2 separate regions of the Homo sapiens genome follow, and region 2 is linked to region 1. Evidence: read pairs that join two places in POLR2A ChIA-PET (ENCODE). Cell type or tissue: OCI-LY7. All regions are shown on one strand. Links, peaks and the distances in the headings refer to the core of each region. The heading gives the core; the rest is flanking DNA. Region 1 holds the start of LOC105374101 (a long non-coding RNA gene). Region 2 overlaps IFT122 (intraflagellar transport 122).

The links. Peaks named below come from ENCODE experiments on the same cell type or tissue, not always from the same donor. Only the 100,000 strongest peaks of a DNase experiment are listed, where the experiment ranks them.
Region 2: POLR2A ChIA-PET joins it to region 1 with 6 read pairs; 2 of 35 experiments call an interaction of 5 or more read pairs at or near these places.

What each region holds. Positions count from the first base shown.
Region 1 is chr3:129,181,441-129,198,054 of GRCh38, reverse strand. It overlaps LOC105374101 (a long non-coding RNA gene), which reads right to left and starts at 13,981. Exons shown (of 2, transcript XR_924469.3): 1 at 13,583-13,981; 2 at 1,751-1,990. CNBP (CCHC-type zinc finger nucleic acid binding protein) reads left to right here and starts at 14,159. Exons shown (of 5, transcript NM_003418.5): 1 at 14,159-14,279. RefSeq lists an enhancer at 13,736-13,825. In OCI-LY7, for the core only: no CTCF peak of the experiment used is centred there; DNase peaks (open chromatin) are centred at 9,254 and 9,524; H3K4me3 peaks cover 1,165 bases; H3K27ac peaks cover 2,846 bases.
Region 2 is chr3:129,461,183-129,473,366 of GRCh38, reverse strand. IFT122 (intraflagellar transport 122) reads right to left here. Exons shown (of 30, transcript NM_052989.3): 5 at 12,063-12,139; 6 at 9,741-9,807; 7 at 8,586-8,732; 8 at 6,301-6,477; 9 at 3,950-4,025. Among named protein-coding and RNA genes, the nearest start is that of IFT122, 27 kb to the right of the region's middle. In OCI-LY7, for the core only: no CTCF peak of the experiment used is centred there; no DNase peak of the experiment used is centred there.

The DNA.
Region 1 (16,614 bases), core at 6,598-11,597:
TCTACCACAAGAGATTTAATGTGGCCTTCAAGAAAGACCCTTGGAAGAAACCCTGGAAATGCTAAGACCTTGGCCAATGTCCCCTAACTTCTCAATGGGAAGTTATTTACTGGTTCTTATTCAGCTGAGACCACAACCTATGAGTACTGGAAAGATAACAGGAAGGAAGGGGAAAGGGAGATGTGAAAAAAGAGACAGAAATTAAAGAAAAATTCCACCCTTTAGTTGTGCCTTAGGTCTCCCCGAGTCCCAGTCAATACCCTGGGGCTTAATCCTGCTGCATCATTCTTCCAGTTTTCTATTAATAAAGGAAGTGCAAGGTGCTGTGTGCAGCTGTGAACATGCGGGTGCATACACACACACACACACACAGTTGGATTGTTGTTCAAAACTTGGGATGTTGTCTGTCTATCCTGAATTTTTCAGACATACACACCTTCCTCACCTGCTGCCAAGCAGCCCTATAGACAGTCTCCTGGGAATAGCAGGCCAACAGGAAAAGCTTGCTGAACTGCCAATGTGCAGACATTCACATGTCCCAGGCCCCAGCCCTGCACTCCCTAGGGTTCTTCTGCTCTAACACCACACAGAAGGAATATGAAACAGAAACTTGTTTCTGTCCTCTTTTCTTCTCCCTGCAATCTAAAAAACATTAATTCTCAAGGATATCTGGCCAAAGCATTGATTACTCTACAGAGTTCTTGCTATATTCAAGGGAGGAAACAATCTTGTGTTTTACTTTTAATGGCAATAGTGTATTTCTTGAGAATCTTCTCTTCCAACAGAATTAGCACACAAATCATCAGACAAGTGACCCTCAAGCCTGTAAGATGCCAATATTTCATTAGGTGAGAGGCCCTGAAAATGCTGCCCCATCTCCTGCACTTCTCTTTTACCACCGTTAAACATTCCTTTAGATTATTCCAAGTATGGATTCCCACACTTGGCTACACTTGCATGCCATCAGCTCAGTTTTTGCCAAATCTATTGTTGTGCACCATCTTTCTAAATATTTACAACAAAATCATAGTCCCTGATGGATTGTGGCAGGTCAGTCTTGGAGAGAGAAGGAAATGACCCTGACTGCCCTAGGATGTCCCAAGGAAACTAGCTGTGTATTTGAAGTATCCAAAAGGAAAGAAAAGGGAGGCACAGAAAGGATCGTATTAGCCACCATTTCAGTTTTGTTCAGAGCTAGCTTTGAATTCTGTCACCCAAAGCAAACCTCATTTGGGATAAATCTTCAACATCAGTAACATTTAGTCCCTTGAGAATATTACCTCAAATGGGGAAGTCAAAATCTCAAAAAGAAAATTACTTTCAATCATTATTCGAATACAATAGAAATTCTATGATTGCCTATTCACGTCAAAAATATTTCCTTATATGTAATAAATCAGTGTAGACTTGATTTCAGGATTGGATGTATGAAACTGACAGAAACTGATTTTAAAAATCTTTTATCTTGGTAAAACATTTTGGAATTCACAAAACATTTTCATATATTATGCCTTATTTAATCCTCACCACAGGCCTTTGAAAATATCCAAAGCCCGTTTTCTTTAACATTGTTTGTGGGGCATAGATATAAATTCCATATTCCCAGAAATCCTAGTACTTCCCTTCATGTTTTTGCTATGGTTTGAGGGGAAATTATAAGAAACATTGTATATCAGTTTCTCCATGGCTAATTTGGGGTAACTGCAAAATTCATATAAATAAGCTACTCAAGGTAATCTTGGTCAGTGAGTGTTTTATAAGGTAATTTATTGAAATGAGAGCTGAAGTTTGAATTGTTAGCTCAGCTATGCAGACGGCTTCACTGTGAGCATTGCACCACAGCCAGGCTCTCTCAGTGTAGATCAGAAGGACAGTTCACTGAACTCAGTAGGGCAGTACTGGCTGTGCCAGCTAGTACAATTCACAGCTTTATGGCCAGGACTGCAGAATCATGGCTTCCACTTCCCATCAGGGGAGAAAGCAGCAGCATCTGAGCAGATGAGAACGTTAGAAAAGAAAAGCTGGGCTATTATCTGAAATTGCACTGGCTTTGACTTGTCCAAAAGCTATTTCCCCTTGCAAAGTCACTTCGTGAGCACTGACTGTACCAGAATAATCAGCATGCTCTGTGGCTGGCTGAAGGGTGAGTCAGGATTCTAAATTCTAGCTGCAGTGCTGGGGAAAATGGAAACACCAGGCAAGGAGTACATCATGATGTCAGCAGTTTCCGAGGGCTGGTCAAAATGCCAGAAAACACGGCTGGTTTTACAATGCAATAAATGTATCTGAATGTTCCAAAAAAACGAGGCAAAGGATCTGTGCTCATGACATCTGCCCTCAAGCAGGTAGATGTTTTGATATGGTGTGCCTAGAACCTAACGTGCCACCAATTAAAGTGTATCGCTGGCATGCAAGGATGCAAAGAAAACACTGCTACATGTAAGGTGCAGCAGGCCCAAAGCTCCACAAGGTGGGCAGCCCCAAATGAAACCCCTTGGTCACTTCATCAGTGATCCAAATTCAAGTTTCAGAAATCATTCATCTATTCCTAAACTTTACAGCACGTTGAGAAACAATGACCACCAAAATGTCAACACAAAGTTTCACATAACTGACAAAAGATTGCTATGCAGAACATATAAAGAACTTTTAGGCTGGGCGCGGTGGCTCATGCCTGTAATCCCAACACTTTGGGAGGCTGAGGCAGGTGGATCACCTCAGGTCAGGAGTTCAAGACCAGCCTGACCAACATAGAGAAACCCCGTCTCCACTAAAAATACAAAATTAGCCGGGCATGGTAGTGCATGCCTGTAATCCCAGATACTCAGGAGGCTGAGGCAGGAGAATCGCTTGAACCCGGGAGGCGGAGGTTGCAGTGAGCCGAGATTGCACAAAACTCCGTCTTAAAAAAAAAAGAACCCTTACAAAGTAGTAAGAAAAAGACAACCCAACAGAAGAAATAAGCAAAATAGCAAAGAGGAAACCTGAATAGTCTACAAATATATGAAGAGATATTCAACCCCACTGGTAATCTGGGAAACGCTAATTGAAAAAAATGAGACACCAAATGGAAATTAATGTTCGCACAAAAAACCTATACATAAATGTTAACAGCAGCTTTATTTGTAATAGCCTAAACTTGGAAATAAACATAGGTCCTTCAATGAGTGATGGTTGAACAGACTGTGGTCCATCCATACCATAGAATACCAACAATAAAAGGGATTTTTTTTTGTTTTTCTTGGTTTTTTTTTTGAGATGGAGTCTCGTTCTATCACCCAGGCTAGAGTGCACTGGTGCAGTCTTGGCTCACTGCAACCTCTGCCTCCTAGGTTCAAGCAATGTGCCTGCCTCAGCCTTCCAAGTAGCTGTGACTATAGGCATGCACCATCACGTCCAGCTAATTTTTGTATATATATATTTTTTGAGATGGAGTCTCGCTCTGTCACCCAGGCTGGAGTGCAGTAGTGCAATCTCAGCTCACTGAAACCTCCGCCTCCCAGGTTTAAGCAGTTCTTTGCCTTAGCTTCCCAAGTAGCTGGGATTATAGGAGTGTGCCACCACGCCCGGCTAATTTTTATATTTTTAGTAGAGACGGGGGTTTCACCATCTTGGCCAGCCTGGTCTTGAACTCCTGACCCTGTAATCCACCTGCCTCTGCCTCCCAAAGTGCTGGGATTATAGGCGTGAGCCACCGCGCCCGGCCTACTTCTTGTATTTTTAGTAGAGACAGGGTTTCACCATGTTGTCCAGGCTAGTCTCAAACTCCTGGCCTCAGTGATCCGCCTGCCTCGGCCTCCCAAAGTGCTAGGATTAAAGGTGTGAGCCACTGTGCCCGGCCTTGGATTACTGATACATGCAACAACTTGGTGCTGAATATGCTGAGTGAAAAAAGCCAATCTCTAACGGTTACATACTACATGGTTCCTTTTATACAACATTTTGTTTAATTTTTATTTTTTTTCTTTTTAAGTTTCCACACACAATATTGAATACAACATTTTTGAAAGGATAAAATCTTTTTTTTTTTTTTTTTGAGATGAAGTCTTGCTCTATCACCCAGGCAGGGGTGCAGTGGTGCGATATCAGCTCACTGAAACCTCTGCCTCCTGGGTTCAAGCGATTCTCCTGCCTCAGCATCCCAAGTAGCTGGGATTACAGGTGCCCACCACCACGCCTGGCTAATTTTTTTTAGATGGAGTCTCTCCCTGTCATCCAGGCTGGAGTGCAGTGGTGCAATCTCGGCTCACTGTAACCTCTACCTCCTGGGTTCAAGCAATTCTCCTGCCTCAGCCTCCCTAGTATCTGGGACTACAGGCACGCGCCACTGCACCTGGCTAATTTTTGTATTTTTAGTTGAGACGGGGTTTCACCACATTGGCCAGGCTGGTCTCGAACTCCTGACCTCGTGATCTGCCTGCCTTGGCCTCCCAAAGTGCTGGGATTATAGGCGTGAGCCACCGCGCCTGGTCTAATTTTTTGTATTTCTTTTTTTTTTTTTTTTTAGTAGAGACGCGGTTTCACCATGTTGGCCAGGCTGGTTTCGAACTCCTGACCTCAAGTGATCTGCCTGCCTTAGCCTCCCAAAGTGCTAGGATTACAGGCATGAGCCACCTTGCCCAGCCTGAAAGGATAAAATCTTGCAAATGAAGAACAGAGGTTAAAAAGAAGGGGGAGGCCAGGTGCAGTGGCTCACACCAGTAATCCCAGTACTTTGGGAGGTCGAGGCAGGCTGATCACTTGAGGCCAGGAGTTCCAGACCAGCCTGGCCAACATGGTAAAACCCCGTCTTTACTAAAAATACAAAAATTAGCCAGGTGTGGTGATGCATCCCTGTAGTCCCAGCTACTTGGGAGGCTGAGGCACAAGAATTGCTTGAACCCAGCAGGTGGAGGTTGCAGTGAGCTGAGATTTTGCACGACAGGAAGATCCTTGTGTTTTAACTGTTCTGTATCTTGAGTGTGGAGGTGGATACATGGACCTACATATGACATAAAATTATATATAATTAAATGCATTCACACACACATAAAATGAGTCTGAGTAAAACTAGGGAAACTTGTACAAAATTGGTGGACTGTGCCAATTTTGATATTCTGGTTGTGACTATACTTTTGCAAAGTATTATCATCAGTAGGATCTGGGTTAACGGTATGCAAGTTCTCCGTATTATTTCTTTCGACTACATATGAAATCTACAGTTATCTGAATAAAATTTTTTTTTTTTTTTTTTGAGACAGAGTCTCGCTCAGGGTGGAGTGCAGTGGCACAATCTTGGCTCACTGCAACCTCCGCTCCCAGGTTCAAGCGATTCTCCTGCCTCAGCCTCCTGAGTAGCTGGGACTACAGGTGCTCCCCACCATGCCCAGCTAATTTTTTGTATTTTTAGTAGAGATGGGGTTTCGCCACGTTGGCCAGGATGGTCTCAATCTCCTGACTTCGTGATCCACTCGCTTTGGCCTCCCAAAGTGGTGGGATTACAGGCATGAGCCACTGCGCCCAGCCTGAATAAAAATTTAAATAAAAAGAGACACCATGTTTCACCCATGAGATTGGCAAACAAATTTTAAAATCTCACAGTATAAAGTTCTGGCAAGGGTGTAAGAAACATGAAGCCTTCATCCACTGCTACTGAGAGTATAATTAGCTATGGCCACTTTTGAGAGTAATATGACAAGCAACCAGTGAAATTTAAAATATCACCCTTCATTGCTCAACATTCACCTTCTGGGGCATATATACTCTAGAGAAATGATTCTGCATGGGCCTGAAAAAATTTGCAAATTTGCATGTAAGGGTTTATGATAGCAAAGGAGTGAAAATAATGTAAATATCCTCTAATAGGTGAATGAACAAATAGAACATAGTTTATTTATAATATAAAGCAGCATAAAGTAATGAACTTGATGAGAATGAACATATATATATATACACACACACACACACGCAGATAGATCTTAGAGACACAATATCAAATTTAAAAAGCAAGTTACGGATTGATATTTACTTATTCAACAAATACTTGGGTGCTTACCATGTGTCAGGAGCTGTTCTAGGAGCTAGCAGTACAGCAGAAAACAGACAAAGCAAGATAAAGTCTCTGCTTCACATATCTTACATTCTTGTACAGGAACACAAGCAAATAGACACAATACTATTTATGTAAAAATGTTAAGGGTGCATGTATGGTTTGGAATATATATCACATGTATACACATACACATACATATGTTAATGTATACACACATTTTTTAACTGCTCCTTGTGGAGCAGGGGTACTCTAAAAGCAGTGTGCCTAGGGAAGCCATACTTTTTAAAAAATAATATTTAAGGCTGGGCATGGTGGGTCAGGCCTGTAATGACAGCACTTTGGGAGGCCAAGGCAGGTGGATCACCTGAGGTCAGGAGTTCAAGCCCAGCCTGACCAACAAGGTGAAACCCCATCTCTACTAAAACTACAAAAATTAGCTGGGCGTGGTGGTGTGCACCTGTAATCCCAGCTACTTGGGAGGCTGAGGCAGGAGAATCACTTGAACCCAGAAGGCGGAGGTTGCATTGAGCCAAGATGGCACCATTGCACTCCAGCCTGGGCAACAGAGCAGGACTCCATCTCAAAATAAATAAATAAATAAAATCTTAAAAATAATATTTTAAAATGGACTAGAACGATATACTTAATTTTTTTGAGACAGGGTCTTGCTATGTTGCCCAAGCTGCTCTTAAACTCCTGAGTTCAAGGGTCCTTCCACCTCAGCCTTCTGAGTAGCTGGGACTACAGGCACATACCTGTGCCCAGTTTATACCATTTTTATGCTATTGGGAGGAAGGAAAATAAGTAGGACTTGGGGTGAGGGTGGTTGAAGGGAACGTTAACTGTATCTGCAATACTTTAATTATCTAAAAGCCATTCTTTGGCCAAGTATAAACACAAATGTTTTCTTTTGTAGTTACAATTAATAATTGAAAGATATATCTATATATATATATATATAGATATATATATATATATTTAGATGGAGTCTCACTCTGTCGCCCAGGCTGGAGTGCAATGGCACGATCTCGGCTCACTGCAAACTCCGCCTCCTGGGTTCACGCCATTCTCCTGCCTCAGCCTCCTGAGTAGCTGGGACTACAGGCGCCCGCCACCACGCCCGGCTAATTTTTTGTATTTTTAGTAGAGACGGGGTTTCACCGTGTTAGCCAGGATGGTCTGAATCTCCTGACCTCGTGATCCGCCCACCTCGGCCTCCCAAAGTGCTGGGATTACAGGCGTGAGCCACCGTGCCCGGCCATGAAAGATATTTTTATAGTATAAAAATTTAGAGTCTAAGTTAATATTTCATAAATTGAGGTCTGAGCACATTTCTCAAGATTGAAAACTACTGACGTATTTATTGATTCATCCTTGCCAAACTCACGAGTGACTAATTTATAAACTAGAATGGCCATTTGTGTTAATTTTTAAAGAAAGGGGCTAGAGACTCAATGAACAAATGGGTAGTATTAAAACCTAGGCTCTCCTTTTCTTATCATCACTGCAATTAATTGCATTAATCAGGCATTAAGCCCCTTATGAGATGTGGCTGGCACCCTAGTTTAGATCACGTTCAAAACATTTGCTCTTTTTGGGATTTGTAGGAACTCTTTGCAACTCTGTAAGTCTCCTTTTTTCATTTAAAATGAATGGATTAGGCTAAATATCTGAGATTAGACTAAATACTTTTCTGGATCTTAGCTTCTAATTCACTCAATTATATAGTAGTTCTTTTTCAACTTAATCTTTACAAATTTGTTATTATTATTATTATTATTATTATTACTATTTTTGAGATGGAGTCTCACTCTTGTCTCCCAGGCTGGAGTGCAATGGAGCGATCTCAGCTCACTGCAACCTCCCGCTCTGATTCTCCTGCCTCAGCCTCCTGAGTAGCTGGGATTACAGGCGCCAGCCACACCCGGCTAATTTTTGTATTTTTAATAGAGACGGGGTTTCCCCATGTTGGCCAGGCTGGTCTCCAACTCTAGACAAATGGCTAGAAAGTACTAGAATCAGGATTTCTTTTTTGTGTGTGTGTGAGTCATCAGCGCCAGGCCACAGAGGCTTTTGTTAGGAGTTAAATGAGGCTGGGCGCAGTGTCTTACGCCTATAATCCCAGCACTTTGGAAGGTGGAGGAGGATGGATCACCTGAGGTCAGGAGTTTAAGACCAGCCTGGCCAACATGGTGAAACCCTGTCTTTACTAAAAATACAAAAATTATGGCCAGATGCGGTGGCTCACGCCTGTAATCCCAGCACTTTGGGAGGCCGAGGTGGGCAGATCACCTGAGGTCAGGAGTTTGAGACCAGCCTGGCCAACATAGTGAAACCCTGTCTCTACTAAAATACAAAAACCTACATGGTAAAACCCCATCTCTACTAAAAATACAAAAATTAGGTGGGCGTGATGTCACGTGCCTATAATCCCAGCTACTTGGGAGGGAGGCTGAGGCAGGAGAACTGCTTGAATCAGGGAGTCGGAGGTTGCGGTGAGTCGAGATGGCGCCACTGCACTCCAGCCTGGCAAGACAGTGAGACTCCTTCTCAAAAAAAAAGAAAAAAAAAAAAGAAATAGAAAAAGAAAAAAATTATATGGGGGTGGTGGCGCATGCCTGTAATCCCAGATACTCGGGAGGCTGAGGCAGGAGAATCGCTTGAACCCGGGAGGTGGAAGTTGCAGTGAGCCAAGATCGTGTCATTGCACTCCAGCCTGGGCAACAATGCGAGACCTTGTCTCAAAAAAACAAAAAGTTAGCCAGGCGTGGTGGTGGGCGCCTGTAATCCCAGCTACTCAGGAGGCTAAGGCAGGAGAATCACTTTAGCAGGCAGCAGAGGTTGCAGTGAGCCGAGGTTGCACCAGTGCACTCCAGCCTGGGTAACAGAACAAGACTACATCTCAAAAAAATAAATAAATAAACCATACCAAAAAAACCCTCATTATTTTGATATCCATTGTTTAGTTCCAAGTTTAATTAAATTACGTAGAAACTTAATATAAAATTACTTTTAAAAAAAATTAATGCAGCTTCTTTTTTTTTTTTGAGATGGACTCTCACTCTGTCACCCAGTTTGGAGTTCAGTGGTGCTATCTGGGCTCACTGTAACCTCCATCCTGGGCTCAGGTGATTCTCCCACCTCAGCTTCCTGAGTAGCTGGGACTGCAGGCAGGTGCCACTACGTCTGGCTAATTTTCTGTATTTTTGGTAGAGACAGGGTTTCACTATGTTGCCGAGGCTGGTCTGAAACTCCCGAGCTCAGGCAATCCACCTGCCGCAGCCTCTCAAAGAGTTGGAATTACAGGCATGAGCCACTGCACCTGGCCAGCTATTTTTCTTTTAAGGAAAAAAAGAGGCTGCTCTGCTTATGGAGTAGCCCTTCTTTATTCCTTTACTTTATACAAAGAAAAAGAAAAAAAATGGGTGGTTTTACTTTCAAACTTTTTTTTGAGACGGAGTCTCACTCTGTCGCCCAGGCTGGAGTGCAGCTGCACAGCCTCAGCTCGCTGCAAGCTCCACCTCCCAGGTTCACACCGTTCTCCTGCCTCAGCCTCCTGAGTAGCTGGGACTACAGGCACCTGCCACCACGCGGGTAATTTTTTGTATTTTTAGTAGAGACGGGGTTTCACCTTGTTAGCCAGGATGGTCTCGATCTCCTGACCTTGTGATCCGCCCGCCTCAGCCTCCCAAAGTGCTGGGATTACAGGCGTGAGCCACTGCGCCCGGCCTACTTTGAAACTTTTAAAACTATTTGCAAATAAAATTTTTCTCTAACCAGTTAGTTTGCAGTAGAGTTTCAATTCAAGGTCACAGAAGAGGAAGCCAACTAACTAATGAAATGCTCACTAAATGATTTGTCAGTGTTTCATATTTTCTTTATCATCAGTTAGCATTCCCTACACCATCACTTTAGGGAGTCAATAGAATTTTATAGGAGTAGGCCTCAGTAAGTACTGGGAGGCCAGTAGCACTGTTCAAGCACATGGGCTGTCTGTGTTTGAAGCCTGACCTGTCATTTGTTCACTTTCTGACCTTGAGCAGATTACTTAAACTCTCTCGACCTGTTTCTTCATGGGGATAATACAAGTACTTCTAGGGGGTTTGTGAAAACTCATAAAGAGGTTAAAAACATTGCCTGGCATACAGTAAGCACCCAATAAGAATAAGAAATAATATTTGTATAGTAATTATGCCAGAAACTGTTATAAGAGCTGTATATATATTAACAATTAGCTATTACTAGTATTACTAATTCCTAGTTCAGGATTTAGCTTAGTAAACTTTCTGCTTCAGAAGCAAATACGAGAGGTGAAAACATCAATTTATTCTCCTCAGTCTTAGTTACATACTTTCCAAGTCAAGTCACAGAGCACAATTTCCTTGCTGGCAGGGACAAGACATGGGTTTACATGATATCACCTATCCCCTCAATTTAACAGCATGTACTATGCAGTTGGGCATTTAAGCAGAAATTAAGAGTTGGCAGGTATTGCTCAACTGGTACCCATTTTAGGAATAATGCTGAATCATAGCATTTTATCTGGTCTTCTCTCAGGATACTTAATGCTAATTTTTTGTATTTTTAGTAGAGACGGGATTTCACCTTGTTAGCCAGGATGGTCTCGATCTCCTGACCTCATGACCCATCTGCCTCGGCCCCCCAAAGTGCTGGGATTATAGGCGTGATCCACCGTGCCCGGACTTTTTTTTTTTTTTTTTTTTTGAGACAGAGTCTCCCTCTGTTGTGCAGGCTGGAGTGCAGTGGCCCAATCTCTTGCTCCCAGGTGCAAGCGATTCTCCTGCCTCAGCTTCCCAAGTAGCTGGGATTACAGGTGCCCACCACCACACTCGGCTAATTTTTGTGTTATTAGTAGAGACAAGTTTTCACTATGTTGCCCAGGCTGCTCTCAAACTCCTGACCTCAGGTGATCCACCTACCTCGGCCTCCCAAGTGCTGGGAAGTTGTTTTTTTTTTCTTTTCTTTTTTTGAGACTGAGTCTTGCTCCGTCACCCAGGCTGGAGTGCAGTGGCGTGATCTCGGCTCACTGCAAGCTCTGCCTCTCAGGTTCAAACGATTCTCCTGCCTCAACCTCTCGAGTAGCTTGGACTATAGGTCCCCGCCACCACGACCAGCTAATTTTTTGTATTTTTAGTAGACAGGATTTCACCGTGTTAGCCAGGATGGTCTTGATCAGCTGACCTCGTGATCCGCCCGCCTCGGCCTCCCAAAGTGCTGGATTACAGGCGTGAGCCACCGAACCCAGCCGACACTTAATACTTTCTTATGGCCCTTGTTATCCTGCAAGTTCTTCAAGGGCAAACTCTGTGTCTTAAGTAGTCACCTTTGTAACCCTTGCAATGCTGAGCATGAGACTGAACACTGGAGGAGAGGAGGGGAATAAAACATCTCCAGGGAAGAGGAATGTAATGGGAGCCTCTTCAAGTCCCACTGGCAGCTTATCTTTTGAGTGAGCTTTTTCCTATTTTCAAACATTTCTAGTAAAATAGGCATACCAAAGGGTATATCCAGGCAATACAAGCCATTGTAGTTAAATTCCACCATACACCTTTTCTGGCGCCTCACGATCAGCCTGGCTCTATTAATAATAGTCGTTACAGGAAGCTGCATGCCAGGTAGAAAGAGCCATTAGCTGTTACCACTCCACTGCCAAGAAGTAAAGACATTGTTTCCATTTCTTCTACTTAAGTCTTTTAAAACCTATAGAACATTATGTCCAGTATCTCTATCTCACACTCACTTTCATTTTCTATAGCTGTTGAAATTTTTGTTTTAATATTAGGAATATTCCATTCCTGGGTCTATAATGAATAGCAAACATTTTATACAGTACTATGGTTGGAATGGTAAACAAAAATAAGTCAGAAAATATTAATTTTTGGCCATATGGTAATTTTAACTTGTCCTCTTGGTGTGGTGTGGACGCACCCAGGTTGGACTTCATACATAGCCTCTTGCATTATATTGACTCATTGTCAGAGCTCACGAAGTCACTACCTAAGTGTCTGATTGCTACACTATACATTACTTCAAGATACTATGAAGGTTAATCAGATTACAAAGGGGAAATCATAAAGCTGAGTAAGCTTCTTGGTAATAAAACTATATAAATACAAAATACTGTTTTTTATTGGCAGATAATATATCGTGTTTTAGCACAACACATAAGCTGCTAGGCATTTATTCAATCTGATTGGGAATGGGTTAAATTTGGTTAAAAAATTTTACCTTAGGTTGCTTTAATTAAAAAAATGTTTAAGGCTGAGTGCAGTGGCTCACACCTGTAATCCTAGCACTTTGGGGGCACTGGGTGCAGTGGCTCACACCTGTAATCCTAGCACTTTGGCCTAGCACCGCTTGAGGCCAGGAGTTCAAGACCAGCCTGGCCAACATGATGAAACCCCATCTCTACTAAAAATACAAAAATTAGCCAGGCGTGGTGGTGGGCGCCTGCAGTCCCAGCTACTCAGGAGGCTGAGGCAGAATTGGTCAAACATGGGAAGCGGAGGTTGCAGTGAGCTGAGACAGCACTCCAGCCTGGGCAACAGAGGGAGACCCTGTCTCAAAAAATAGTAATAAATAAATTTAAAAAGTTCGGCCAGGCGCGGTGGCTCATGCCTGTAATCCCAGTGCTTTGGGAGGACGATCACCACTTTGGGTGGGCGGATCACCTGAGGTCGGGAGTTTGAGACCAGCCTGACCAACATGGAGAAACCCCGCCTATACTAAAAATACAAAATTAGCCGGGCGTGGTGGCGCATGCCTATAATCCCAGCTACTGGGGAGGCTGAGGCAGGAGAATCACTTGAATCCAGGAGGCGGAGGTTGCAGTGAGCTGAGATCGTGCCATTGCACTCCAGCCTGGGCAACGGAGTGAGACTCCGTTCTCAAAAAAAAAAAAAAGTTTAAAATATCATTGGTCTTTAAAGTTATACATTCATTCTTTGATAATTGCTATGTTGAACGCAACCTCCTAACTGCTTTACAATGATTAAGCACTAATGATTTGAACCCAGGTTTAAAGTCTGACTCTCAACACATGTGCTCTGCCTTCTCACGAACATGATTTCAAAAATCATAGCCCCGGGATTTGGGATTGGTGGCTTATGCCTGTAAACCCAGCGACAGAGCAAGACCCTACTCTTAAAAAAAAAAAAAATTAAAGAAAAAAAGAAAAATAAATCATAGTGTTGAACTGGCAGGTTTCACTGAGACGAAACTTGGGACTCTTCCTTTTTTTTTGTTTCGAATAAAGCCATTCTAGAATGAGACAAAATTCTAAAATATTTTATAGTTAACAGTTTAAATTGGGTTTAATCTTGACAAGACTATCTAGGGCTATATACACAAATCTCTTTTGGAGAAAATACCACAACTAAACTGAAGTCTATTCCTGAATATGACAGACCAGGTCAAATGGTTATCCTTGCCCTCCCGGGGGATGTCACTCATAAACGTGCCAAAAGTCACAGTCTAGGCCCCATTACCTTACATGCTCATGACCTTCCCAGGGAGGCCCCTCGCCCTTACCAGGCACTTTCATCTTGGGAAGACACATCAGTCCTGGCGGAGAAAGCAGCAAGGCCTTTCCCCGGCTCACAAAAATTAATACAAATCTCAGAGGCTGCATCCCACAGCCGTGACCACCGTGACTTGGCATCCCCTTTTCTGCAAACTTAAATGTTATCTAGAAATCGGGCCTGGCTCTGAAAGCCAAGGGCCTGGCAGGAGCCCGAGAAAGGGGAGAAACTTTCTGCGGCCCCAAGCTAATGGCAGTCACTGCACCGAGACCCGTCCCCTGGCATCCCTTTGCTCCAGCTGGCCAAGACAGACCACCAAGGTCAGCCAGATTTCCACCCAGTCTGGCCGGGCCCGGACCCAGCTGGGAATGAACCGAGAAGCACCGGGACCCGGATCCCGGCGTGAAAGGCCGCGCGCGGGGCACGGCGGGAAAAGACGCTGCGCGCAGAAACACCCGCCCCGCGCCGCGCTCTAGTGGGCGGCCCTGCCGCGGGCGGCTCTGATTGGACTGCCGAACCCCGCGCGCTGATTGGCCGCGTGGGCGAGGCGGAGGAGAGCCGTGCGCAGCGGCGTATGTGGGGCCGTGTGCAGACCCGCGTGTGGCGCAGGCAAGGACCCTCAAAATAAACAGCCTCTACCTTGCGAGCCGTCTTCCCCAGGCCTGCGTCCGAGTCTCCGCCGCTGCGGGCCCGCTCCGACGCGGAAGGTGAGGGCTGGGGGAGGGGCCCGGCGCTGACGGAGCCGCAGTGCGGGTCGGGTCTGTGGCGGACAGAGAGGGTAGGGAGCGGCGAGGTGGCGATGGCGGCCGCACTTTGGCCTGCGCCTCTGCTGCGTCAGGCGGGAAGCTCGGCTGCTGCCGCCGCCTCGGACCCGGGTTTCTGGCGCACCGCTGTCGGACGACACTTCTGTCCTTTCTTCGTCCTGGAAAGCTGGGTCGCCGAGCATGCGGGTCTTTCGGCGCCACGGCCGCACCCCAGGCCGCAGGCTTAGGGCAGAGGAGGCCCGCCCGTGCGCCCTTGGGGCCGAGGCCCTGACGCTTCGAGGGTCGCGGAATGAGGGACCGAGGGTGGATTTGGCGGGAACTCACTGGAAGGAGTCCGTGTGGTGGGGAAAGGCTCCCGGCTGCGGATGAAGGGGGGATGGGGTGGGTATAGTCGTGCAGGCCATGTGCTGGGGTCGTGCGCCTGGCGGGCCATGTGCCAAGGGTTTTGGGGGCCTTAGAAAAGGGTTCTTAGGCCGGGCGCGGTGGCTCACGCCTGTAATCCCAGCACTTTGAGAGTCCCAGGCGGGCGGATCACGAGGTCAGGAGTTCGAGACCAGCCTGACCAATATGGTGAAAGTTGGTCTGTACTAAAAATAAAAAATTAGCCGGGCATGGTGGCGGGCGCATGTAGTCCCAGCAGCTCGGGAGGCTGGACAGGAGAATCGCGTGAACCCCGGAGGCCGAGGTTGTGGTGAGCCGAGATCGCGCCACTACACTCCAGCATGGGCAACAGAGAGAGACTCCGTCTTAAAAAAACAAACAAACAAACAAACAAACAACAACAAAGGGTTCCTGAAGAAGCCTTTGTGTTTGGAGTGGCGAGACTGCTGGAAGACTTGGGAGCTTTTAGAGTTTATACTCCCTATCCTTGATAGTTTTCCGATTCTTGAATTTTTATCGTCATTTAAATACTAAGTTGCTTGTGTTACATTACCATTCCAAAAGGGGCTGATGGGGCTCACATTCCAAGAGTTAACACTATTTAAGTTGCTGGGATCCTTTAAAAGCGCCATTACCAGAAAAAACACGAATTTGTCAAACCTCCAAAACCACAGCAGCGGGCGGTAGTCTGCATCATTTCTTGGATTAATGAAACAGATGTAATTACAAACGAGACACGAAATTCAACTAGCTCCCCTCCATCTAGATTTTTCCATATCGTGAGAACCTGTTTTAGAATGGCATAATGGTCCACATTTGGGTTTAGGTGTTGATTTTATTATGGGTAAGGCTTGTGCTTGTTCCCACATGTTAACCATATGGCCTCAGCCACAGGGCACTTCCAAAGGAAGTGACTGTTTCTGGTCTTGGGGGTCTTGTAAAAAGAGAACATTGCTCAGTAATCGTCTGTGATTTTAGCTAGTGTGTTTCAGGCATTATTCAGAAGGACTCAGGTGAGATAAGCCAAAACTGAATTTGTTTTTTGTCTTTCTCAAAGTGAAGGAGGTCTAATGAATATCCCCATCTTGCTTTTAAATTACATTTTTAAAAGTAGATTTTTCCCCCTTTCCTATTGTTTGACCCAATTTTGGAGTGAAACGTAACCAGTTACTATTTCCATTCGAATTTAAATTAGCAATTTTATGTTATTTGTTTGTTCAAGCAGTATAACTGGAGTGTAGAGCTTTGAGGGTTTCAAAAAGATAAGAGATATAGTACTTATCTCCTGGGCTTCCCCCTCCCCCCTCCTAAATAGTTTTAAATGCTTCTAATGAGTTACTCTGGTTAAGGATAATCAAACACCTGTAAACTGCCAGGATCCTAGGTACATGCTGTTTTTAGTTTGTTGAGCCTGATTCTTGTCTACAAGAGTTCTTTGTGTATTGGAATATAAAAGGAATAATTTATTACATTCCCAAGGGCAGAATTAAAGACTTAAGTTTTTCCGATTTCATCTCTTGATAAGTTTTTCTTTAAAAAAATAACAGTTTGTGTTTTTCTGAGGAACCAAAGGTCCTCTTTTTTTTCATATTGGTAACAGGAGAGGTAATGTATTTCAGATGGTGCAGTCTGTAAAATATTTTGAACCAAATCAGTGGAAGACCAGGGGTTTTTCTTTTTTTTTTTCTGAGACGGAGTCTCACTCTGTCGCCCAAGCTGGAGTGCAGTGGCGCGATCTCGGCTCACTGCGACCTCCGCCTCCCGGATTAAGCGATTCTCCTGCCTCAGCCTCCGAAGTAGCTGGGATTACAGGCGCCCGCCGCCACACCCAGCTAGTTTTTGTATTTTAGTACAGACGGGGTTTCACCATGTTGGCCAGGCTGGTCTCGAACTCCTG
Region 2 (12,184 bases), core at 6,120-11,119, 280 kb before region 1:
AAAATCAATGGAGACTGAACCATGACGACCCAAATGTTAGAAATAGCAGATAAGAATTTTTGTTTGCTTTTTGGGCACAGGTCTTGCTCTGTCACCCACACTGGAGTGCAGTGGTAAGAGTTCACTGCAGCCTTGAACTCCTCAGCTTGAGAATACTCCCACCTCAGCCTACAGAGTTGTTAGGACAATGGGTGCCTGCCACCTCCCTGGCCAATTTGTTTGTTCGTTTTTAGGGATGGAGTCTCTCTATGTAGCCCAGGCTAGTCTTGAACTCCTGGCCTCAAGCAATCGTCCCTCCTTGGCCTCCAGAAGTACTAAGATTACAGGCATGAGCCACCATGCCCAGCTGCAGATGAGAATTTTAAAACAGTTATTATAACTATGATTAAGGCTATAAAGAAAAATACGCTTGTAATGAATAAAAAGGAAAAAAGAACCAAATGGAAATTCTAGAAAAGGAAAAATGCAATAATAACTGAAACAAATACACACTGAATGAGCTTAAGAAAAATATTGGAAGTTGCAGAAGAGTCAATGAAATTTAATACTGAACAACAGAAATCCTCTAATCTGAAGATCAGAGGGAAAAGAAGGGATTTAAAAAAATAATAACAGGGCCTCGATGACTTGGAGAACAGTAACAAAAGGTCTAATGTAAGTGTAATTAGAGTTCCAGAGGAAAGGAAAGAATGGAGAAGAAGAAATATTTCAAGAAATCATGGCCAAAATGTTTTCACATTTGGTGAAAGACAGAACGATATCAATGTGTAGATTCAAAAAGCTCAGTGAACACCAAGAAGAAAAATGTAACAAATTGCTTAAGCATTCCAATATTGCTTAGGAACCTTAAATAATATACACTTTAAATATAATTCTTATCTTTCCACTTAAAATCAGAAGTAGGCCAGATATGGTGGCTCACACCTGTATTCCCAGCAGTTTGGGAAGCCAAGGCAGAAGAATCATTTGAGCCCAGGAGTTTGAGACCAGCCTGGACAACATAGGAGACCCTATCTCTACCAAAAAAAAAAAATTTTTTTTTTTAATTAGCAGGATGTGGTGGCATGTGCCTGTAGTCCCAGCTACTTGGAAGGCCAAAGTGGGAAGATTCCTTGAGCCCAGGGGGATCAAGGCTGCAGTGAACCATGATCATACCACTGCACTCCAGCCTGGGTAACAGGGTGAGGCCTTTTCTCAAAAAGTAAATAAAATCAGACATATGAAATTACTCAATACAACTTTTGAATGGTCATTGCAAGACTAATCTGATAGACATTCTAATATGGATTCTGGCACCAGTATGCCTGGGTTTCAGCAGGGTGGACCACAGACTAAATGTGTGCCTTTGGGCAAATTATTGAGCCTCTCTGTGCTTCAATTTTCGTACATGTAAAATGGTGATGATAACAGTATTTACCTCATAGGGTTGTTATAAGGATTAAAAGAGTTAATCCTTGTAAAGAGTTTATATAATGCCTGGAATTCAATAAATGTTAGCTATTATTATTATTAAGCCAGATCCCCTTAAGTATTACTAACACTTCAAATGACAAAAATACACAAATTATACCTCAGACTAACACAAAAGTATGGGTTTGATTTACTTCATCATCCTATATTGAATTCTAAATCTTCCTAGATTGGGAAGGGAAGACACCCAGCAAGAAAACAATTTTACTGTCCCAAACAAGTTGGGGTTACCATCTCAGCAGGTTAAGGTTGCTCATCGTGCAGAAACTTTGGGCCACAACATGAGCTCTGGGGCTGCATACATGCAAGATATTTCCTGTGGCCCTCGGCCATGTTGAGCTCTTTTCTTCTGTGGCCATAGCAACAAGACCCCATTCCCTCCCACTGCAGTGTGGTTATTTGTTCCCAAGAGTCTTCAGTACCCACATCCAGTGCCTCGTACACAGTAGGTGTGCCAATAAGTATCTGTTGAATGATGATGTACACACATTAAGCAGATGAATAGAGAGGGCCAGGGAAACTAGATGATAGTTAATTAAAATGAGAGTTTTAGGAAATCAGCCATGGGAAACTGAGAAAATACTTCATTATCTGCTCCCTTTATCTTTTCTTTACTCGAATACAAAAGAAATGACCAATGGTAAGGCAGGGGTAGAAGAAATGGCCCAAAAGCTGGGCTACACACATCTAAAACTCTTCCCTCTTACATGACATGTTTTGAGGAATAAGGATGCTACGCAATTAAAGGCTTCACTGCACAGGTTGCATTTCTCACTTGCTTGGCTGTGGTGTGAAATCTGTACCCAGCACCTTTACTCTAATCCTTGGCATTTCCTGCCTACTAATAAGTCATCCTACTACCATGCTCTCTATATTTTAATCCACCCTCCATGGAAACAAGTTATTCTTCTGAAGCAAGAATCTGTGATGCCACTTCCTGCCACCTATGGCTCCTGAATACTTACAGTATATGATGTTCAAACTTCTTATTCACACTACTCAGGTCCTTTATAATCACATCTCCAGCCAGGCGTGGTGGCAGCTCATGCCTGTAATCCCAGCACTTTGGGAGACTGAGGCAGGTGGATCACCTGAGGTCAGGAGCTTGAGACCAGCCTGACCAACATGGAGAAACCCCGTCTCTACTAAAAATACAAAATTAGCCGGACATGGTGGCACATGCCTGTAATCCCAGCTACCCAGGAGGCTGAGGCAGGAGAATCTCTTGAACCCGTGAGGCAGAGGTCGCAGTGAACCGAGATTGAGCCATTACACTCCAGCCTAGGCGACAGAGTGAGACTCTGTCTCAAAACAAACAAACAAAAAATCATAGGCCGGGCGTGGTGGCTCATGCCTGTAATCCCAGCACTTTGGGAGGCTGAGGCGGGCGGATCACGAGGTCAGGAGATTGAGACCATCCTGGCTAACACAGTGAAACCCCGTCTCTACTAAAAATACAAAAAATATTAGCCAGGCGTGGTGGTGGGCGCCTGTAGTCCCAGCTACTCAGGAGGCTGAGGTAGGAGAATGGCGTGAACCCAGGAGGCGGAGCTTGCAGTGAGCCAAGACTGAGCCACTGCACTCCAGCCTGGGCCACAGAGTGAGACTCCATCTCGAAAAAAATTAAAAATAAATAAATAAATAAATAAATAAATAAAAAATCATACCCCCATGTTCCTCTTCAGCTCTGTTTTCAGGTCACAAACTCTGAGATGCAGTCACCCTGTACAACTCACCATTCTCTGAACTGTCATATATTTTCATTCCTTCCTGCCTTGATACATGCTATTTTTTTTTCTGCCTGAAACACCATTCCCAATGTCCTTAGCCTAACTCAAAGATGGCCTGCTCAAAGATAACCTCTAACAAGACCTCCCATCTCTACCAAGTAGTGATGTTACCCTCTTTTGTGTCCCAAAAAGCTGTCTATCTGTACAGCTTTCTATTGTGTCACATACCACACCACACAGGGGCTCTTTGCTATCAAGTGTGTCTCCGCCAGCCTGTGAGCTCTTGCAGGTAGAGGCTATCACTTTCCCAGCTCTATGTCAGCAGCTCCTTTATGAAAGGGCTTTCCTGAGTGGGTACTCATAAATACTGGTTGAATGAAAGAAAGCGAATAGAGGAAAGTAAGGTCAAAATTAAGAGCTAGATTTTAAAGTCAAACCAACCTGGGTTTAACTCCTAGGCTCCACCATTTACTAGCTGTGTGAGATCTTGGGCATATAATTTCACTGCTCTGAGTTCTGGTTTACTCATTTCTAAAAAGTTGATAAGGAAAGTAGTACCCACTTCATTGGGTTTTATAAGAATAAAATAGGATAAAGTATGCAAAGCAGTGAGCACAGTATCTGGTACCACAGCAAATGCTCAATAAGCAGGAACTAACAATGATAATGTATAATTAATAGTAACAGAATCTCAGAAAATGAAAATATAACAGGCATGACTGCAATTGGATTTGTACAGGGCTACATACCTGTTTTCCACTCAGCTGGTAGAAGGAAACTTTCTGTCCCCAGTCAGCCACAGCCAGGATGTCATTACGTTCCTCTCTAATCAACAGAAGATAAAAGAGGTTATGAAGGGCCACAGCCTGCTGATGAGTATAGCTCTAAGGGCTTAAACAACAGGAACAAGGAAGTCCTGGCCTCAGGTTGCCAAATGTTGTACAGCTTTACTGAAGCCAAAAGTTATAATTTGGCCCAACCCATCAATCAGTCTTACGGGATGAAGCAGAGTTGAGGTTCAGCCTTCCTGGGATCTGCTGTTTCACTGAGTCCCCTGCTATGACCTTATGGTGCTGGGGACACTGCTGCAGCTGAAGAAGATAAACCTCTCATTTCAGAGCTTACTGGGGAGCAACACTAAGATAGGCAAGGCTGCAATATTGAGACTGCTTTTCTCTTACATACTAGAAAATGTGGGGAGATGGCAGAGAAACATCTCTTGCAGCACAAAGACATTTTTTAATAGAAGGGAAACTTGCTTGCTCTTCCTGAAGAAAGAAAATTAACACCTAAAAATAGGTTCTCCTGCAGGCGGGGGTCCTTGCACAGGTGAAATGGTTTCTGACTGAATCTAATTTTCAAAAAAGAGCAATGGGCTCTGAAAACAAACAACTGTCTTTGAAACTGAGAACCTATGGGGATCAGTGCTGTGGGGCTGGGACTGTAGGACCAGCACACAGGAGAAACTCCCTTGCCTGAGGCTGGAGAGCAAGCTACCTGGGAATCTAGTTCAAGAGAAAAGCGGCAGCCCGTGATGGCTCACGCTTGTAATTCCAGCACTTTGGGAGGTTGAGGCAGGTGGATCACCTGAGGTCAGGAGTTCTAGACCAGCCTGGCCAACATGGGGAAACCCTATCTTTACTGAAAATGCAAAATTAGTTCGGCGTGGTGTCGCGTGTCTGTAATCCCAGCTATTCCAGAGGCTGAGGCACAAGAATCGCTTAGAACCCGGGAGGCGGAAGTTGCAGTGAGCCGAGATCGTGCCACTGCACTCCAGCCCAGGTGACAGAGCCAGACTCTGTCACAAAAAAAAAAAAGAAAAGCATTCCTAGCCCTTGAGGCTGGGTCTTAATCCACCTAATGTTGCCTCTTTGTTTATTAATTCCAGCTTTTCTGATCCCAGTGTCTTGTGGTAACCTGGTAGCACCACTGGATATGTAGGCAGGCAAGGTAAAGCCTTGTTTGTAAAACCCAGCCAAGAGTGGCAAATGTCATAGGCACTAACCCAAAACTAAGGGAAAAGAGACAAAGACCGAGAGGGATGTTAATGAGGGAGCCTGCAGATGACCTTTGTGTGACTGGCACTGATGTCCAAAGTCCAAACACAATCCAGGAGCCCAGCCCACCAGTGAGCCCTCTTGGGGAGGCCACATATGGCTCTGGGCTGGGCTCAGTCCCTGTGAGATGGATCAGTGATTTTCAACCCCCTTTTACCTCCTGGGGCAGTAGGATTCTTTATGAAACAAAAACTCATGTTGAAACAATCAAAGGCACTGAGATGGGGACCCAAAGCCATACCTTCCTCCTTTACTGGTCCCCACTTCCCAGCCCCCATGACCTCAGGGTGGGATTCTTCCAAGGAAACTCAGGTACTATGTAAAACAGTTTGGAAAGTCTCAAGCTAGATCTCTACTGCCAAACTGAGATATCCTGGCTACCCCAGCTTTCCCCACTCTGGCCTGCCCATGTTTTCCCTACAGGCAATCTCAACTGAAGAGAAGAATGACTAGACAGCCAGGATTTGGGAGTGAAGACTGTGGCTAAGGTAAGGGCTTCCTCTCTGATATACATCCTAGAAAATGCAAGGTAAGGTAAGGGATAGTGTGGGAACAGGCTAAGAAACGTGTCCAGTAATAGAGGAAGTGTCGAGTGATGGGGCATCCACAAAAGGGCACACTTTTCAGACATTAAAAATCATGTTCTTCGAAGGATTTGTAATGTTACTGGAAAGGGTTCACACTATAATGTTAAGTGAAAAAAAAAGCAGAATATGACTTAGTTAATTATATGAACACACGAAAAGACTGAGGAGAAATACACTAGATTGCTAACAGTGATTTCCTCAGGGGATGGGGTTTTATCAGAAAAGTTGAACTTTCTCCTTTAGTCTTTTCAGTATTTCCTATAGTTTCTCACAGGATCACTTTATACCCACACACAAGTTTTAAGGGTATGTCTCCTTTTTTTGAAGGCGCTTTCACCCACAGTTCCCCCTAGTCCCTGCACTCCCTTGGCCAAAGAGTTTAACATCTGTCCTGGCAAGTCTGTGTGGGGCCTGGGCCCTTACCAGAAGGGTTCCCACTCACTGGGACACACTCACAAGTTGTCGTCCCTGGGACTGTCGTCCTCTTCCTCTGGTTCTTCCTCCTCTGCCTCACTACCCTGACTACTGTACACTGCTGACTTCAGAGTGGAAGGGATTTCCTGAATATATCTGTTGACAATGACATCCTCGGCATCCTCATTCTCTCTGTTCATCCAGAAACTCTCCCATCGGCTGTAGACAGTAAGTAGTTGTTCAAAATTACATTGCCTAGAACTACACTAAAACTATAATTTAAAATCCTGGCAAGGAGCCCCTGGGGGCCAGGTGCAGTGACTCACGCCTGTAATCCCAGCACTTCAGGAGGCCGAGGCAAGTGAATCGCTCGAGATCAGGAGTTCAAGACCAGCCTGGCCAACATGGTGAAACCCTGTCTCTACCAAAAATACAAAAAATTAGACAGGTGTAGTGGCATGTGCCTGTGATCCAAGCTACTTGGGAGGCTGAGGTGAGAGGATTGCTTGAACCTGGGAGGCGGAGGTTGCAGTGAGCCAAGATCGCACTACTGCACTGCAGCCTGGGTGACAGAGTGAGACCCCGTCTCAAAAAAAAAAAAAAAAAAAAAAAAGAATAAAAATAAAAAATAAAAGGAGCCTCTGAACCCTACCTGGAGGAGGACAGCCACCAGGTATACAGGGCCTCCTGCTTCTCATGAATTAAAAATGGTAGCCTAGAGCCACCAAGTCCTCTGCAGCCACAAATCAAACAGCAGGAACTCTGGGGCAGGCTAATGGCCTTTGACAGCATTAGACATGCATGGTACAGCATGGGCCAAAAAAAATTATTCAGGAAGAAGCATAATAACCTTCCAAACAACCTTCTAAATCAAGTAGGCAACCATCTGTAAAATGACATTGAGCTGGTAAACAAGTAGGACCTTTCGTTTACCCTCAGAGGACTCTGTAAAGGATACTGATGGTTTAATAATATTATAGGATATATAAAGAGCATATAGGGTCAGGCACAGTGGCTCACACCTGTAATCTCAGCACTTTGGGAGGCTGAGGTGGGTGGATAACCTGAGGTCAGAAGTTCAAGACCAGCCTGGCCAACATGGTGAAACCCTGTCTCTACTAAAAATACAAAAAATTAGCCAGGTGTGGTGGCAACAAAAAATTAGCCAGGCGTGCGCGGTGGCTCACGCCTGTAATCCCAGCACTTTGGGAGGCCGAGGCGGGTGGATCATGAGGTCAGGAGATCGAGACCATCCTGGCTAACAAGGTGAAACCCCGTCTCTACTAAAAATACAAAAAATTAGCCGGGCGCGGTGGCGGGCGCCTGTAGTCCCAGCTACTCGGGAGGCTGAGGCAGGAGAATGGCGTGAACCCGGGAAGCGGAGCTTGCAGTGAGCCGAGATTGCGCCACTGCAGTCCGCAGTCCGGCCTGGGCGACAGAGCGAGACTCCGTCTCAAAAAAAAAAAAAAAATTAGCCAGGCGTGGTGGCAGGCACCTGTAATCCCAGCTACTCAGGAGGCTGAGACAGGAGAACTGCGTGAACCCGAGAGGTGGAGGTTGCAGTGAGCCGAGATTGTGCCACTGCACTCCAGGCTGGGCAACCGAGCGAGACTCCATCTCAAAAAAAAAAAAAAAAAAAAAAAGAGCATATAATTAGTTTACTCTCAAAGTCACATGGACATAGAAAGCAAAGTGTGTATAAAATTTAAGAAGGTAGGTGCCAATTGTTTGTGTATCTCTAGGCTTTAGGGACGTCTGTAGACTTAATTTTGACTTTCTGACAAGGGCAAAAAAAGGCTCATGAAAAAGCTATTTATTAACAGGTGGGCACATATTCTGCCCAAACTTGGAGGGAAGAACTAAAAAAGGAAAGGCAAAAATAAAGCCACAGCAAAGAGCTCCACTATTGATTCATAAGGAAATGGTCCTGCTGCATCACTCACACACCACACACACACACACACACACACACACACACACACACACACACACACTCATATACATGTACACGTACACATGTGTGCATGCACATGTGCGCAGACACACACGCCACACACACACTTTGGCCTGTCCTAAATAGCTCATCTGCTTTGCTAAAATGTCCAGGATTCATTCCTAAACTCAACTTTTGAGGAGGCTCTTAATAAATTCCATACATTCTCAGGTAGCGGGACTATTAAAAAAAAAATCCATACAAATGGGACAGGTTCTAAAACAGACCATTCAAGTGAGGTGAGAAGCCTTTGAATGTAGGGAGACCTCAGGAAGACAAAAAGCCCTTCTTCATGATGGTGTTTGTTCTAGAAGGAGGACAACTTTAAGAGTACCTTGAAGGGTTCCAGCAGATGGACCATATTGGCGAGAGGGAGCCCCCCGGCCGCTCGATCTTTACTTTCTCCTCGCCATTTTTGTTCCGTATGCTGATGATCCCATTGAACATCCCCAGCGCCAGGTACTGACCATCATTTGTCCAGCTGTGTACACAACCAACAAAAGGCATGGGGATAGGGGAAGCACCCCACAGAAGGTAAAACTAGTGAGGATGATGCCTTGGTTTGAAATAAAAGTCTGATGAGGCAGCAACAGCTGGGATATGGTTTCATTATTGCCGGTCCTGACATAAAGTCAGAGGATCAAACTTAAAATGCTATTTAGTTCTGTAATAAACAGTGAGAAGTGAAGGCACCATTTGGTGCCTTTTTCTGAGCTCCCCCAGCCCTCTGTACATACCTCTATGACAGCCCTTAGCTTGTGCCTACATCTCTGGGCCAGCCACCACTTCCCACTCTCCATCTCAATCCCCTCCCACTTAAAGAGCACCTTAAGAACAGACTTGGTGTCTTCCAACCCCTAGAACAGTGCTTGCTTTGTAGAAGGTGCTCAACAGATGCTGAACGGAAGGGATATACTCCTAGAAGCTGAACAGCAAGAATAGCTACCATTTAGAGTGTCTACTGTACACCAGGTACTGTCCTGCACGCTTTACACTCATGAGTTTGTGTGCATTTCACAACAATCTCGTCAAGTCAGTATTTTTATCCCTATCTGTCAGATGAGGAACGTAAAGCTCCAGCTCAGAAAGATTTAGTAACTTTCCTGAGGTCACATGGCCTGTCAATGAGAGATTCTGGATTCTAATTCAGGTCTAGCATCAAAGTGTGGGAGGGAAAGCTTTCTTCCCCACACATGCTGCCTGGACAATGACAGCCTCACATTTTCAACAAGCCTCCACTCAGTATAGCTGGATGTTGAGGCTTGTTGCTAAGTAACTGCATGAAGGCAACTTGTAGTTCTCTTTTGCTTCATGATCAAAGGCACAAGTCTTTCCCATCGAGGAGACGAAGAAAGAAGAAAAAAGGAAATACAGGGGCCTAAACCAACTACCTAACACAAGACCTTCTCTGCTGCATGAAATAATTGGATTTTGAGAGTCTGTGTGGAAGATGAAGGAACATAAATCTTATCGTCAGAGCTGCACTTACCTGCAGCAGATGATCTTGCTGCTTGATTTGTGTTTGGAGACAGACTTCTGTTCAGGAGACCACAACCCTTCAATGCACAATAATATAAAAGAAGATGGATTGGTTGGAATACTACCCAGCAATAAAAAGGAACAAATAATTGAAACATACAACAACTTAGATGGATCTCCAGGATTTTATGCTGAATGAAAAAACATAATCTCAAAAGGTCATATACTGTACGATTCCATTTATATAACATTCTTGAATGACAAAATTATAGAAATGGAGAACAGATTTGTGGTTACCAGGGTTTGGAGATAACTGGAGGTAAGGTGAGTAGATATGACACTAAGTGGTAACTGCATGGTGATGGCTTAGTTCTGTGTCACGCTGATGGCAATCTACACATGCGATAAAACAACAGAACTATATAATATACACACTTTGTGCCAGTCTCAGTTTCCTGGTCTTGATATTGTATAATAGTTACATAAGATGGATCCACTGGGGGAAACTGGATGAAAAGTACATAGACTTCTTGGTACCATCTTTGTAACTTACTATGAATCTATCATTCTTTCAGAAGAAAAATAAAATAGATTGGTAAAGTTCTAGCCAACTTTTCAGGGATTTGACTCTCAAAGAAATGACAGTTTCATTGTTTATAACTTTGACACTGCAACCAGAGTATAACCTAGCATTTAAAATAACAATGATGCTTTCTGAAAATCTAGTTTTCTTTCATAGGTCTCAATCACAACACATGACTCTATCTGAGCTGTGCCTCTCCCATGGCACACTGGTCACCTAAGGCTTGCTCCCCCCTGTCCCAGATGCCCTGGCTCAGTGCCTCATAGCAAGTGTATGTCTAGACAACATAAGCAAATTCTTCTATTTGCCAAGTTGCGAAGTACAATCAAGAAGGTAACTCCAGTGCACAAATACATGGCCAAGTGCAACATCAAACAAGTTATTTTTTGCCTTTCCCCTGGTCCAGAACGCTTCCTCCAAACATTTTGACGTGTGCACATGTTATCTGTGTTCCACTAAGCCTGCCTGGAGCCCCAAGCTGGAAGAAACTCCTTCCTCCTGGGCCTCCTTCAGCAGTGCTTAGCAGAGCAGGCTCTGTATGCAATCACCTGGTCTAAAGTCCAAGCCCTGGTTCCTCCACTTACTAGCTAAGGGACCTCTACCTCTTTTTCATCAGTAGGGTGGGAATGAGAATAATACCTGACACCTCAGGGGCTGTCATAAAGCTCAAATAGAAATTCATTTCTAATCCTTAGAACAGTGCCTAGCACACTGCAAGCATTCAATAAATACTAGTACTTAATATTATATTTTTTTTAATCCCACCTTCTCCTAAGACCACAAGCTCCTTGAGGGTAGGGATTCTATTTTGCCTTTTTAATATTCCAGTGTAAGCACACAGACCAGTGCTTCACATGAAGAAAATGCTATAAAATATGTTAAACAAATGACAGGCCTTTCTCCATGTATTTATACAATTGGCTTTCAATTCCATTCTCTCTTTTGAACCTCAGAACCAGAACCGTATCAGTGAGACACAGTGAGTAGCATGCTCCTTTTAGATAAGGGAACTGGAACACTGAGAGGGATTAGGCCTCTGACTCCTCATCTAGTGACTTCATTGTATCCACTAGCAACGAACACAGACTGATAGAGCTGAAAACAGAATCAACCATTAATGGAAATAACCTACAAGCCTCTGCCCAATTTCACTCCCTTCCTCCCTCCACAGACATTTTACTGACACCTCTTTTGTGCCAGTACTACACCAGTGCTGTAATGCTGGCACGGGACCGTGGCCAGGATGAACTCCTCAAGGTGTTCAGCCCCTCAGGGAGGACAGCTACAGCCACCTAAACCAGTAATGACGACAAATTGCACAAGAAGTAGAACCGCAACAGTGAAGAATTTCACATAAACATAGATGTGGGTCAATACAAAGGTGAGGACAACTGCACTGTCTCTGCCAGGGTGAGTCAGGGAAGGCTTCCCAGAGGCAGCAACACCAAGGGAAGGCTTCCCAAAGGCAGCAACACCAAGTTATGCCTGTGCCCTCCCAATCTTGTTACCATTTCCTTTGCTGGGGCCCTTCCTGTAGTCTCTGATGTCTTACCAGAGTAAAGGTCACCATTCACTGTCTTGGTTTCCACACAATTTAAAGAATAACTGTCAGCCTCCCCTCAGCCATTGAAGGTAGAGAAGTAGTATTAACTCTCTCAGGATAAAATCACCATATTCTGAATGCATTTTAGCATTTTTAGCCCAGATTTTCAGTTATTCCAGGACAGGACATCAGGAATCAGAACGTACCAAAGTCACTGGAGGAACAAGATGCCAGTTGATGAGTAATAGGATTGTAGGAGACACATTGTATAGCATCATTGTGCCTGGGAAGTAAACAACTGTAGATTACTATGCAGCAAACCACAAAG